Regions from separate parts of the Homo sapiens genome. Here region 1 is linked to region 2. A link is a contact called in ENCODE Hi-C or POLR2A ChIA-PET data. All regions are on one chromosome and are shown on one strand. The core of a region is the stretch at or near the end of the contact, and the rest is flanking DNA. Distances in the headings are between cores, read along the strand shown. Region 1 holds the start of GDF7 (growth differentiation factor 7). Region 2 has its middle 3.8 kb from the start of HS1BP3-IT1.

Evidence for each region. Hi-C counts contacts between places; a loop is a spot of excess contacts on that map. ChIA-PET counts read pairs that join two places held with the same protein, here RNA polymerase II (POLR2A). Pooled maps may share reads with other maps.
Region 1: a loop to region 2 is called in a pooled map, with 2.1 times the contacts of the local background. The contact joins the promoter of GDF7 here to the enhancer-like site in region 2. A Hi-C loop is called at or near these places in 1 of 168 maps with a recorded cell type or tissue (B cell), 3 of 37 single-sample maps with no recorded cell type and 7 of 50 pooled maps. POLR2A ChIA-PET finds 5 or more read pairs at or near these places in 2 of 52 experiments (HepG2 and OCI-LY7).

Annotation. Positions count from the first base shown.
Region 1 is chr2:20,665,545-20,669,668 of GRCh38, forward strand. It overlaps GDF7 (growth differentiation factor 7), which reads left to right and starts at 1,600. Exons shown (of 2, transcript NM_182828.4): 1 at 1,600-2,086. The coding sequence starts at 1,696. RefSeq lists enhancers at 343-1,173, 2,160-2,279 and silencers at 1,260-1,369, 1,440-1,489, 1,530-1,679.
Region 2 is chr2:20,594,294-20,598,494 of GRCh38, forward strand. It overlaps a transcript of HS1BP3 not described here. Among named protein-coding and RNA genes, the nearest start is that of HS1BP3-IT1, 3.8 kb to the left of the region's middle. Within about 2 kb of position 2,903, at least 29 of the 41 ENCODE cell types and tissues checked have a DNase peak (open chromatin) inside an H3K27ac peak, as active enhancers do; they include OCI-LY7, where a contact is called at or near this core.

The sequences.
Region 1 (4,124 bases), core at 350-2,849, 70 kb after region 2:
CCCTGGTCCAGGGGTCCGCCCTTCCCGGTAATGTCAGGCCTTTCTCCTTGGCATAGATCGGCCTTGGGGTCTGCGAGGACTGAACCTCACTAGGCCTCTCTCTCCCACCCGCAAACATTCTCGAGTGTTATGCGGCTCAATGCCCCAAGGTGAGCAGGCGCCGCGTCTCCGCGGTGGCCGAGAGGGCAATGGCTGAGGAGTTCGTTTGGGACGAAGCAGTGGAGCAGGGGAACTGGGGAGCCTGGGCCGGGCCTCTCTGTGGGTCCCAGCGCAGCGCAGCCAGGCAGGCGTCGGGACCTAGGCGGCTTTGGATTCGGCGGGCGACCTCGCTTTGAAGCTGATCACCCGCTCAAGGTGATCACGACGTGCCGACCCAGTCTAGATTTTGAGTTCTGCAGAAAATGCAATTTTAAAGGAAAAGGACCCGCCTGCCCTTCTTCGGCAGTTCGTTTGGCCCAGGCCTTCGATCAGCTGAAAGTTTCCGATCTAGGGGGATGTCCAGGCTGCCGGCGGAGCAGAGCCGATAACCCCCCTCTCCTGCGCGTTCCCCTGAGACTTGGCCTCCGCAACCTGTCCCAGCCGCGGAGCAAACTGCTCTGCGGCCCGCGCGAGTGCGCCCCAGGGCTTCGCCGCTGCCGGGCGTCCCCTCCATCCACCTCGGGACCCGCGCCATCACCGCGGCGGGGTAAGAAGCTCGGAGGCGCCATCCCGGGGCTCTGCGCCGTCCGCTCTCCCGGCTCCTGGCCGCTCACGCACACAGCCGGTAGCTGGTTTTCGTTAGCCGCTGCCCTCGCCCAGAAGGCGGGTGGAAGGTCGCCAGTTGGACGCACAGCCAAACTCTTAGCGCACTCCCGCGCGAGATCCCCCATCACCCGGGGCTGCCGTCCTCATTTCGAGCTCTTTCTAGAGCTTGGCTCCCGCTGAAGCGCAACTTCCGCGCCCAAACCTTGCTTTTACGACGGGCGGTCCGCGTCCAAAGGTCTCTTACAGGCCTGCCCTTTCAGCTCCTCGCCCTCCCTTCCTCCCCTACCGGCCCCCTCCCCTGCTCTGGCCGCCCGCTGCAATCCTTTGGGGTCTGTGGCTGAGTGGGGAACCGCCGACCCGCGATCCGGAACGCGACTTTGAGGCCGCCGGGAGCATCCTGTGGCCTCTCTCTGCGCGGCCACCCGGCCGCGGCGCGAAGCGGTCTGGAGGGCGAGCCCTTCCGCGGCCCCAACTCTGCCGCCCCGTTCCCGGCATTGGGAACCAGGGCAGGGAGGGGGCGGGTGTTTCTCTGCGGGGGAGTGGGGAGGAAGCTGGGCGGGTGCGCGCGGTGCCCCGAGCCTGGAACCACGGAGGGCGCGTTGGTCTTGGGCGGATGGAGGGGGTGTCGCACTGCCGCGGGGAGGCGTGTCGGGAGGCTGGGGCCAGTGGCAGTCGCTTGGCGAGGGTGGGGGCGTAGCGCTGCGGTGGGAGGAGGCGGCTCCGGCCCTGGTCTCCACTCTAGGCCGGGGTGGGGGGCGCATAGCGGCCGCCGGAGCTTTCAGCAGGGGGCGCTGCTCCGGGCGTTGGGCGGGGGTGGGGTGGGCCAGGAGGGGGGGCCGCGGGCTGGCCGCGCACACTTCCCCCATTATTAAACACTATGTTCAAAAGGCGCCGGGGGACTTCCCGGAGCCACGGAGCCCGCGCCGCCCGCCCGCCCGGCCCACGGAGCCCATGGACCTGAGCGCCGCCGCCGCGCTGTGCCTTTGGCTGCTGAGCGCCTGCCGCCCCCGCGACGGGCTGGAAGCGGCCGCCGTGCTGCGAGCGGCGGGGGCTGGGCCGGTCCGGAGCCCAGGGGGCGGCGGCGGCGGCGGCGGCGGCGGGCGGACTCTTGCCCAGGCTGCGGGCGCCGCGGCTGTCCCGGCCGCCGCGGTTCCCCGGGCCCGCGCCGCGCGCCGCGCCGCGGGCTCCGGCTTCAGGAACGGCTCGGTGGTGCCGCACCACTTCATGATGTCGCTTTACCGGAGCCTGGCCGGGAGGGCTCCGGCCGGGGCAGCCGCTGTCTCCGCCTCGGGCCATGGTCGCGCGGACACGATCACCGGCTTCACAGACCAGGCGACCCAAGGTACTTACGCCTCTTCTGTGCCCGCCCATCCCGTCAGGTCCTGGGCTGAGACCAGCCCCGGAGCCGTGCCGCAGCTCCGTTACATTTGGAGCCGCGGCCCCATGCGGCCCACCCTCAGGTGATAGAAAGAAACTTCGCCGAGGCCAACACTCTCCAGCCCGCTGCACCTGGACTGTGGCGAGAGTCGCGGCAGCTCCCGGGGCCCAGTCCCAGAGGGCTGACTGGTCCCTCTCCCAGGTCTCCCTGGCCTTGCAGGCCGGCTGGTCCCCTCGAGGAGGCAGGCGGAGGCCAAGATTCGCTTCTTGGGGAATGGTCTGGAGTGGCCTCGGAGCCCTCAGAGAAGAAAGGAGGGCAAGAGCTGTGTTCCCGGGAGTCACGGCGAGAGGGACTGCACGGTGGTGAGGGTGATGGCTCCTTCCTTGCAGCAATTTCTGCAGCTCCCAGTCTCCTGCGGGCCACACAAATTGGGGGAAGCCCAGGGAAAACTAGGGCAGAGGCAGGTATCAGACTAAAGTAAATGGCCCTGGAGAGGCTGGTGGCATAACCAGGTATGAGGAGTGCCCTGCTCAGCAGGTTGGTCTGGGTGGTGGTGGTTTGTGTGTGTGTGACATGTGCAGCTATGGGTGCCTGTGTCTGGTGCTGGGCCCCTGGGAGAGCCAGAGGTCAAGGATCCTGGTGGTGTGGGGAGGAGAGGCCTGCTGGGGACCCTGCAGGAATGCAGGCCTCTCTTAGACTAAGCACCCCACCTTGTTCTGCCCTGGGCCTTCCAAAGGTAAGATGTAGGTGAGGCTGTGGTGTGGCTGCTGTATGTCATCTGGATTTTATTAATCTCCATTGAAATCATTAAAGCAGACAGATAGAGAAAATTTACCTAATTTCAGGCGGAAATGCAAGTAATTTCGGCCTTAATTCTATCCAGCCAGAGACCCAGCATGGAGGGCAGGAGGGAAAGAAAGGCGAATAGGGCTGGGAAGTGAGCGGGTGGGGCTGAGGCAGCCCTGCTTGGGAGCCACTGACAGTCAGCATACCTCAGGTCCTAGCCTGGGAAGGCAGGCAGAGGCCTTGCAAGTGACCAGGTCATCCATCCCTGCCAGCACATGCCCAGTGCCTAGCACAGACTGCCTTATTTTTGGTACCTGGAAATCTTGGTACCCAATCCCCAAATGGCCCTGTGGTTCGGTTAGAACTATCAAGCCTTCTCTGACGGCCTGACATGGCCCCTGGGCTGGATGCTGGGATACTTATAGGACGCCCTAGTTCTGGTGCACAGGGACAGGGACTGAAGGGTCCCAGGCTGCAGGAGAAGGGGGGTGTGCTGGGCTCTAAGTGGGCACAGGCACCAGAGTCTTCTTAAGGTTGAGCTAGTTCTACCATGGTCTCAGACAGGAGATAAATCCTTTCTGGGGAGCTCAGCTTGGCTGGCTGAGCCTGAGAGGCCTCCTCTCCCTCCTCCCTCTTGGGGGAAACAGAGTGGCAGGGCTGGTGAGCAGGGAGAGGCAGAGGATCTGCAGGGAATCTCAGAGAAAGTGCTCCTCGTGCAGCCCCAGTGTGCCTCTCCGGCCTCCCTCTCCACCCTGAGTCTCAACTTGGAACAGGGCTGCTTGAGGTCCCCAGAAGCCATTGATAGGGATAGAACCGGGACCTCAGGCATGAGGGCCTGACCTTCGTGGCTGGTGAGCAAATCCCCAGTGGTGGGGGGATTCTGCATAGTCTCTCCGAGTTTAGGGGCAAAACGAAACCATATGACCCCCTTCAAAGGGAGCTCCTTATCTGCTGCGTGGTGGAATTTTAAACTTTTTTTTTTTCTGAGCCCAAAAAGGAAAAAGAAAAAAGAGTGTCCACACTGGAAATAAAACCCCTAAGCCCGAGATAAGTCACTACAGAGGGAAGAATGAGCCCGCGAAGGGACAGACAGGCGGCTCCTGGAAGCGAGACCTCGTTTGGGACGCTGCCCTCACTGCAGCAAGGTCATTCCGGGATGCCCCGCACCCCTCCGGGAGGTTCCTTGTGTTCCTTTACTGCCTTTCCCCCTCCTTCG
Region 2 (4,201 bases), core at 1,653-4,152:
AACACGTCCACGTGAGTCTATGGATGCCTGATGATAGAGAAAAGATCCTGGAGGAGGTGAATGGGTCTGAAATGAGTGGCTGATGGCATCACAAATCCTTTTTGAGCTTACTTTGGTGCATTGAGGCAGCTGGCATGGCCTGCCTGCTGGGAAGGCATCAATGACCCAATGGAGAGATGGCTCCTTCCCTATGCTGGGGTTGAAGTTGCAGGGCAGTTAGGCTAGGGCCCTGCTCTGTGTTTTGTCTCTCAGGTGGCCATAGTGCTTGGTAGAAGAGGCTGTCCTCTGGCTCAGGATTTGCAGCAACAAGGCCAGCCTCTAGCTGGGCCTAGCCAAGTGCCCTCTGAGACTCGCTGGAAGTGAGGTCCCCTATCTCAATCCATTCAGGCTGCTACAACAAAATACCGTGGATGGGGTGGCTTAGAAATGGCAGACATGTATTTCTCACAGTTCTGGAGGCTGAAAGTTCCAGATCAAGGTGTCAGCAGCTTCGGTGTCTGGGAGGGCTGGCTCTCTGATTCCTGGAGGGGGCTGTCTTGCTGCATCTTCATGGATGGAAGGGGCAAGGGGGTTTTCCTCAGGTCTCTTTTATAAGGGCATTAATCCCAAACAGGAGGGCTCTGTCCTATGCCCTAATCTCTTCCAAAGGCCCCACCTCCCATACCCTCACCTTGCTGGAGAGAATTTCAACATACACGTTGTCGGGAGTAAAAAAACACTCAGATCATAGCATCTCGGGATAGACAGAGCCCGGCATGCCACTTCCCTGAATGAGGGAGACATTCTTGTAGCCTGCACAGCTGGAGCAGGGAGTGAGAGCCTCGGCAGCCTTGGGAGAAGGTGCCCTAATGTGACATGGCCTCAGTTTCCCAGCTGTGGGCAGAGATCACAGCAGCTGTCTCCTTTTCAGTCTGGACAGATGGCTGTGACCCACAGAAACGCCATGGCCCGGGAACAGAGCTGTGTCTACCCTGGGACACAGCTGTAACTACCCTGGGACAGAGCTGTGTCTACCCACGGGAAGGGGGATCCTTTTCTAATTTGTACAAAGGTGCCCTGGGGGTCCAGGTCATGCATAGAAAATTCCTCACCAGGCACTCACCAGGAGCAGAACCCTATCATCCTCCTCCTCCTCACAGTGACTCCTGCTCTAACAGAGGCACAGAGGCGCAGAAAGAGGGAGTTCCCCTGAGGCAGCAGGAGGGCTTCCTGGAGGAGGGAGGGTTTCGGCTGGGCCTTGCTGATCCTGTAGCAACCAGTGATTCTGGCCACAGCCCGTGCCTGCCTGCCTGACTCTCTGCGAAGGGACTGCAGCCTGCTCTGTGCTGCGGCCCTTCCTCGACATGGCTGGTTTCTTCCCTAGGTCTATCTTTGGTTCCTGCTGACTCTTCCGTGACATAAATGCAAATGAGACCACAGACAACTAGCCTCAAAGCCAAGGAAGCCGCTGGCTGGAGTTGTCTCCACAGTCCCCTGCTGGGCAGGGAAGTGGGCAGAGGTGATGGTCACGTCCATCCATCACGGCCCATCAGGGGAGCAGGCCTCTTGGGGCCCCTGACACCTCCAAGTGGCCAAAAAAAAGGTCATACCAGGAGACAGAGCCTTAGACTAACCAACAAGAGCTTCCCGCATGGCTGATGACAGTTTCCCACGTTCTTTCTTAATCACTGGGACCTTAGTTCAAAGGTGATCCTGTGTGGAGTCCTGAAATGTAAAGCAGAGTGGTCCAGAGCTTACCTCTTGCCCTGAGGTCTTTTCATCAAACCTAGGGCTCCTTAGGGCACAGTAGCTTGAAAACCGCTGACCCACAGGATGTGACTCAAATTTCTAAAGCTCTCACAACTCTCCCCTCCTTCCCCGTGACACTGCTCTAATCCCACCTCTGGGTGTACCAGATACCTCTCGCTCCTGCCTTGGCCCTTTAGTATTTTGATACTAGCTGCTTTGTCAAAACTCCTTCAAGACCCCAGCTAGGATACTGCCTCCTCCAGGAAGCTTATTCTACTATCTGAATATTTGTGTTCCTCCAAGATTCTATTCATCTGCTCAAACCTAAACCCCCAAGGCGCTGGTATTAGAAGGTGAGGCCTTAGAGCAGGGATTAGGTCATGAGGGTAAAGCTCTCATGAATAGGATTAGTGACCTTATAAAAGAGGCTCCAGGGAGCTGCCTTGCCACTTTCACATGTGAGGACATGGTGAGAAGACAGCAATCTGTGAACCAGACAGCAGGCCCTCACCAGGCACCAAATCAACTGATGCCTTGACCTTGGACTTCTCAGCCTCCAGAACTGTGAGCTATACATTGCTGTTGTTTATAATCACCCAGTCTATGGCAGTTTTTATAGCAGCTTGAAAGGACTAAGAGAATTACTTTTATCTCTTCCCCCCACCCACATACATGTGAGCAGAGTGGTCCCTTCTTCCCCTTTCTGTGCTGTACTCTGTCCTTCTACCCATCACAGCCTTCCTCCTGCTGTGTCTGAAGCACCCATTTCTCCGTTTGTCCTACACACAAATCTCAGCTCCTTCAGGGCCTGGTGTTTTTCCCCCTCTGCATTTCCTGGGCTGGACCCTCATAGGTACCCCATCAGAATCTTTCACTGCAGACCCGTGGCAGCCAGCAGGTGCCATGGCTCCCTGGACTCTGTGGGTAGGATTTGGGCAACTTGAATGTGTTTAGGATCCAGCCATGGTTCCCATTAAGGCCACATAAAAGGCCTGAGCTGGAGTCATCTCTAATCCCTCCTTAAAAGGGAGGCCCAGGGGAGACACAGGCCGCCACTCCAGGGCCCCAGGGTCCCCTCTGTGTTTATGACATGGCCTCAGAACATGCAGTTTACAGGCCAGAAGCAGCATGAGGCCCTTGGCCACAGTCCTGGCCATCCCCTTATTGACCTTCTCTCTGAGCCCAGCAGGAAGCAGGCCTCTGTTCTAGGACTTTGGAGCAAAAGGTCACTTCCTGGGCCAGAGTAACCACGGCAACACCATTCCCCTGGCAGCCTTGGACTAGCAAAGTGTCCTCATAGCTCTGATTTTGTCTAAATTTATCATTTCAGGCTAAGGAAGGCCTTGTACTGGTTTTAGAGCCCTGGACGGAGCTCCAGGTGACATGGGCCTTCCTGGTTCTACCACCGACCTGCTGGGGGTTTCAGCAAGCCTTCACCTTCCACGTTGGCGTTCTCAGCTCTAAGAAAAGGAAGTTGATTTCCATGAGAGGTGATCAAACTGTGCTGTAGAAACCTCAGCGATTCCACAGAACATTAGAGTACCTCTGCCAAGCAGAATTCTCCACATGGAGAAACCTCCCCTCTTACTGATTTTATATGCCATGCATGTCAACGCTCTGGGGAAGATTTTTTGCTTGAGAAAAAAAAAAAATTCTTGCTGATTAAAGAAAAACAACCCTGGAAAGTGCTGAATATGGTATCTATGCATTTATTATGGAAATCTAGATAGTTTGCACTGAGATCATAGATGGTTCTCATAGAATGGGACTAGGAGGATTCAAGGAAAGAAGACCTGCTTCCTGTTTCCCAGCCCGTAAACCCTTGCTGTTGTTTTCAAGATTTTTATGATCCTTTCTGGGCTGTGATGAGAGGGCCTGGCAGGGGAGCCGGCTGCCTCCTTATCGAAGACTCCCTGCCTCAGTGCCTAGAGCCAGGCTCAGCCCTGGTGAGGAGGGACAATCCTGGCTGGGTAGGTCAGGCAGCTAAAAGTTGGGGGTCAGGTCCCCTACTTCAGCGGTCCCTAACCTTTTTGGCATCAGGGAAGACAAAAATCGGAAGACAATTTTTCCACAAACTGGAGATGGAGGGATGGTTTCGGGATGACTCAAGCACATTACATTTTTGGTGCACTTTATTTCTATTATTATTACGTTGTAATATATAATGAAATAATGATCTAACTCACCATAATGTAGAATCAGTGGGAGCCCTGAGCTTGTTTGCCTGCAACTAGATGGTCCCACCTTCAGGGGATGAGAGACAGTGATAGATCGTCAGGCATTAGATTCTCATAAGGAGCACACAACCAAGATCTCTTGAATGAGCAAGGGCTCGCATGCACAATGGGGCTCGCACTCCTGTGAGAATCTAATGCTGCCGCTGATCTGACAGGAGGTGAAGCTCAGGCAGTAGTGCCAGCAATGGGGAGTGGCTGTAAATACAGATGAAGCTTTACTGGCCTGCTGCTCACCT